Linked DNA regions of Homo sapiens: region 1 is linked to region 2. Evidence: chromatin contacts called from ENCODE Hi-C or POLR2A ChIA-PET data. All regions are on one chromosome and are shown on one strand. The core of a region is the stretch at or near the end of the contact, and the rest is flanking DNA. Distances in the headings are between cores, read along the strand shown. Region 1 overlaps ABCE1 (ATP binding cassette subfamily E member 1). Region 2 overlaps LOC105377465 (a long non-coding RNA gene).

Region 1 (2,700 bases), core at 115-2,614, 70 kb after region 2:
GGCTTATCAATATTCTCAGAGTCAGTCTAATCATCCAAGAAAAAGTAGTTTCCACTCTTCTTTTGTTCTACATCCTAAAAAAGAAAACAGAAGCCACAAAAATCAGCAACACGATTCTACTATAGGTAAAAGTAGACTTTCACTCATGGTATTACTTAGCTGTGCTTAAAACAGTGCCTGTACAACCTGTTCTGCACATACCATCTGTTTCTGGATATTCCTGGGTCCACTGCTCAAAGGAAAGATAACTACCTCTGCCCCATCCCTAATGCTAGAATGACTCACTTGCACCAACTCAAGTAAAGTCCCTTTATATAAGATGCCTCACATATATAAAATTTTGCTATGTGTTATTATTTCTAGGAAAACTATTAAATTCCATTTTCATCAATGCAACTTTTATCTCCAGATTCAAAATGCAGCATACTGTCAGTTTGAGATCTGCCTACTACACAAAATATATATATATAAAGTTTTTTCCAATACTGGCCAGTAACAATCTCACCTACCTACTTGTTGAGCTGTTCTCTTATTAGGATTAAGGTATGACAATCTTAAGATGAGTAGGCATACAGAAATGATAACTCATGGTGACTGAACCATAAGTCTGTCTAAGAAAATGACAATACAAAGTGTCCTTAATGCTTCCAAAGAAATTCTTCTTTTCTACCCAATATGCTTTTCAAAACTGAGAAAACTCTTCAATTTTATGTGAGAACTTAACCATTTCTCTATCCTGGCCAAGAAGTAATATCAATCAGAAAAAAGGCATCCAGACATACTGTTAGGTGCTTAAGAATACAATGACGTGCAAGATAACTTTGCCTCTGGCATTCCAAGAGCTCATGGTTTAGCAGCAAAGCTAGGACTACAAATATGAAAATAAATGCTACAGCAGAAGTATGTATAACATACTTCTAAAGCTTTTAAGCATTAAGGATGATGGATACAGAGTGATAAAATGTAAACACTTTGAGGCACTGCAGATATTAAAAACAGAAATGATGGCCAGCATGGTGGCTCACGCCTGTAATCCCAGCACTTTGGGAGGCCAAGGCAGGTGGAACACTAGGTCAGGAGTTCAAGACTAGCACGGGCAAGATGGTGAAACCCCATCTCTATCAAAAAAATACAGAAAATTAGTCGGGTGTGGTGGTGGGCACCTGTAATCCCAGCTACTCGGGAGGCTGAGGCAGAGAATTGCTTGAACTCGGGAGGCAGAGGTTGTAGTGAGCCGAGATCACGCCACTGCACTCCAGCCTAGGTGAGAGAGTGAGACTCTGCCTCAAAAAAACAAACAACTAAAACCAAAACCAAAAAAACAACCCAGAAATGCTTTTAGAGTTCATTTACTTTCTGTTTCTGAGTGACTAAGATTTTTGCCTTTTAAGAAACAAATACTGTATTTCACAGAGGAAATCAACTGTAGGGTGCACAACTGTGAACTACAAAGACAAAAAACATTGTCAATTAAGTAGACACAATGTTTTCCTCATCACAGGAGCTTGTTTAGACTTTCAAAATATACTTTTTTTGCGGGGGTTGCGGGGGCGGGGGCAGGGACAGAGACTCGCTCTGTTGCCCAGGCTGGAGTACAGTGGAACGATCTCAGCTCACTGCAACCTCCACCTCCTGGGTTGAAGTGATTCTCCTGCCTCAGCCTCCCGAGTAGCTGGGATTACAGGCGCATGCCACCACGCCTGGCTAATTTTTTGTATTTTTAGTAGAGATGGGTTTTCACCGTTAGACAGGATGGTCTCGATCTCCTTGGCTTCCCAAAGTTCTGGGATTACAGGCATAAACCACTGCGCTTGGCCTAAAATACACCTTTTAATCATGTATTGAAAAATATAACAGAAATTGGTTAAGGTATTCTTAAAAAATTCTTTGTTACAATGGTGAATTAGTGTAATCTTTCCCCAGACATTTTAAGTGGTAATCAATATAGGTAGTACAACTGTGATACAACTTAAAGAGAAAACAGGAAGAGCTCTTGAGTTCACACAGCAATGACAGCTACATTACAATTGCTGCCTACCGCACACTAAAGTATGCCATCAGGTCTTAAAATGTAAAAAACATAGGAATTTTAAAATAAAATATGGTTGTTTTTTAATTTATTTTTATTTTTTTAGACAGAGTCTCACTCTTTTGCCCAGGCTGGAGTACAGTGGGATGATCTCAGCTCACTACAACCTCCACCTTCCAGGTTCAAGTGATTCTCCTGCCTCAGACTCCTAAGTAGCTGGGATTACAGATACCTGCCACCAGACTCGGCTAATTTTTGCATTTTTAGTAGAGATGGGGTTGCACCATGTTGGCCAGGCTGGTCTCAAACTCGTGACCTCAAGTGATCTGCCTGCCTTGGCCTCCCAAAAGTGCTTGAATCACAGGTGTGAGCCACTGTGCCCAGCCATATGTTATTGATTTTTAAATAGCCTTTCAAGTGTTTATACTGAGATCAGTAATCCATGATTTAAGACAACTTTTCTACATACCTTAATTGAATTAAGTTTGTTTATTCGTGGCCTATAGTTGTTTGGATCTCTTCTGAATGTAATTTCAAGCTGAGACAAAAATTTATTCATGCCAGCCAAAAGGGTTTGAGGACTAAGAGAAAAAAAAAAATCAATTTTGATTAAATTTTACTTCAGAAATGTAACTACCTTTTGAGAGGAAGGGTATTAAGAATTACTATTA
Region 2 (2,700 bases), core at 114-2,613:
CTGGCTCACTTCAGCACCCTCACCATTGTTCCAGATATCCAAGGCCCTCCTTGGACCTCAACAAGACTTAAGCCGCTGCAGAGACGGTGTAAATGTGGAGTGGCTGGTTGGGGACAGAGTGAAACTCCTGGAATCAGATGGTGATCTGCTGATAAGCTGGGTCTGTGCCAGCCAGCAGAGTCCATGCGTGCAAGAGCCTGGAGTCTCCCCCTGTGAAGGCTTGGGGCTGGTTGGGCAGTAAGCCTCACAGTAATCCTTAGTCCTGTTAGATGGGAGTTCTAAATTTATTTTCAAAGAATTAATATGTCAGTATGTTCAATTCTTTGCCTTCTACTTTTAAACTTAACTTCCTCATAAAGCAACCTTTTTCCATTACCTACCCCACCCTAACTCATTCTGATCACCTGCTCCACCCTAACTCATTCTGACCACCTGCTCCACTCTAACTCATTAGGATTACCTGCTACCTGCTCTGCCCTGACTCCCGCCAAAGCTCTCATCCCATCATTCTCTTTCAATTAGCCAATCGGAATTAGTTTAGCCTGTGTGGTCTAACCCTAGCTAACAGGAGAATGACACAGCGGCTGCAGCCAAGTTCGTCAGGGATAAGAACCCCTTCCCCTCCCTTGTCCACCTGGGCGCTCACCATTGTTCCATCTGTAAGGGCGCACCGTTCTATATAGAAGTAACTTGCCTTGCTGAGAATTAAAAAGAAAATTTTATATTCGAGTGCTATTTCTTTTGCGGCACCAAAACTTTATGTGTAATAGTCCACCTACTCTGCACTTCTTGCGCACCAGGCTCCTACTTTCTGTGACATTTTTTCCTAGGTTTATGTCCCAATCACCAGTTCCTATCATCTCACTTCATGTGCTTTCTGCTTTTTTTTTTTTTGTACATAGTCACACACAAATCAAATGACTATTCTTAATTTCTTTCACAATAGTTTTTTTTTTTTTTTTTTTGAGACTGACTCTTGCTCTGTCGCCCAGGCTGGAGTGCAGTGGTGTGATCTCGGCTCACTGCAACCTCCACCTCCTGGGTTCAAGCAATTTTATTGCCTCAGCCTCCCAAGTAGCTGGGATTACAGGCGTGCGCCACCACTCCTGGCTAATTTTTGTGGTTTTAGTAGAGACGAGGTTTCACCATGTTGCCCAGGCTAGTCTTGAACTCCTGGGCTCAAGCAATCCACCCACCTCGGCCTCCCAAAGTGCTTGGATTACAAGTGTGCACCACCATGCCAGGCCCCACAATAGATCTTGATGGCTCATTAAAACTCGTGCTTAGAGCAATAGCCTTATAGGCTAGTGGTCAGTCTTTAAAACAGGTAAGGGAAATACCTTCATTCCATTCTCAGGAGTGGCAGTAGACATGCCTTTCCTGGAATGTGTTTATTGCAAAGAAAGAGAAAGAAAACATTAAAACAAGAAGTTCATGTCCTGCTACACTTTCTCATTCTACTGGTGCTTTATTTTTTCTTGGTACTTTATTGTCTACTTCTTCATCTTAGATTATCTATGGATAAGATTTTTATAAAAATGGATAATTAGGAGACTGAATGTGCTATTTATAGTTACAAGTATTTATCCTAGAAGATAATACCAGACAAGCTTATTATATTACCAAATAATGAGTTTACACATGTTGACTGTTCTTGCTAATTGGGGAAAATGAAACAAACACTTACTGAATTGTTTGGAAACATGGTAGATTTTGGCACAAGAAAATGTGGCTGACTTTATACAACTGAGCCTTGTGGTAGACCCAACAGCAAATACAGGAGTCTCCCTTTATCTGAGGTTTTGCTTTCTGCAGTTTCAGTTCCCCATGGTACAGTACAATAAGATATTTTCAAAGAAAGAAAGGGAAAGACCACATTCACATAACTTTTATTACAGTATTTTATTATAATTATTCTATTTTATTTGCCGAGTTTATAAATTAAACTTCATCATAAGTATGCATTAATATGTATAGAAAAAAACAGAACGTATAGGTTTCGGTACTGTCTACAGTTTCAGTCATTCCCCTGGGGGTCTTGAAATGTATCTCCCGCCAGTAAGGGGAGATTACTATAATAAAATGCATTTTTTTTAATTTTTAAGTTTATTTGAAATACTTATACTTCTTATTTATTTATGTATTTATATTTTTGGAGACAGAACCTCACTCTATCCCCCAAGCTGGAGTGCAGTGGCGTCATATCAGCTCACTGCAACCTCCACCTCCCAGGTTCAAGTAATTCCCATGACTCAGCCTCCCCCATGTAGATGGGATTACAGGCGCCTGCCACCACACCTGGCTAATTTTTGTATTTTTAGTAGAGAAGAGGTTTCGCTATGTCGACCAGGCTGGTCTTGAACTCCTGACCTCAGGTAATCCGCCCGCCTTGGCCTCCCAAAGTGCTAGGATTACACGTGTGAGCCCCACCATGCCTGGCCCATTTTTATTTATTTTTTATGGCAGCTCTATTGAGGTATAATTCATATCTCACAAAATTCACCTTTTCAAAGTGCACAATTTCATGGTTTTAGCATATTCATAGAGATGCACAACTTTTACCCTGATCTAATTTCAAAATATTTTCACCTGTCCTCAAAAATCTTACCTATTAACAGCCACTCCCCATTCTCCCACTCCTCAACTCCCTCTACTTTCTGTCTCTATGGATTTGCCTTTTCTGGACATTTCATATAAAGG

Evidence for each region. Hi-C counts contacts between places; a loop is a spot of excess contacts on that map. ChIA-PET counts read pairs that join two places held with the same protein, here RNA polymerase II (POLR2A). Pooled maps may share reads with other maps.
Region 1: a loop to region 2 is called in a pooled map, with 2.5 times the contacts of the local background. The contact joins two enhancer-like sites. A Hi-C loop is called at or near these places in 4 of 37 single-sample maps with no recorded cell type and 7 of 50 pooled maps. POLR2A ChIA-PET finds 5 or more read pairs at or near these places in 6 of 52 experiments (Caco-2, GM12878, OCI-LY7 and 3 more).

The regions. Positions count from the first base shown.
Region 1 is chr4:145,124,900-145,127,599 of GRCh38, reverse strand. It overlaps ABCE1 (ATP binding cassette subfamily E member 1), which reads right to left. Exons shown (of 18, transcript NM_002940.3): 17 at 2,499-2,610; 18 at 1-74. The coding sequence ends at 27. Among named protein-coding and RNA genes, the nearest start is that of ABCE1, 28 kb to the right of the region's middle. RefSeq lists an enhancer at 1,229-1,468. Within about 2 kb of position 1,364, at least 4 of the 41 ENCODE cell types and tissues checked have a DNase peak (open chromatin) inside an H3K27ac peak, as active enhancers do.
Region 2 is chr4:145,194,399-145,197,098 of GRCh38, reverse strand. LOC105377465 (a long non-coding RNA gene) reads left to right here. Exons shown (of 3, transcript XR_939276.1): 3 at 1-354. Among named protein-coding and RNA genes, the nearest start is that of OTUD4, 15 kb to the right of the region's middle. Within about 2 kb of position 1,363, at least 3 of the 41 ENCODE cell types and tissues checked have a DNase peak (open chromatin) inside an H3K27ac peak, as active enhancers do.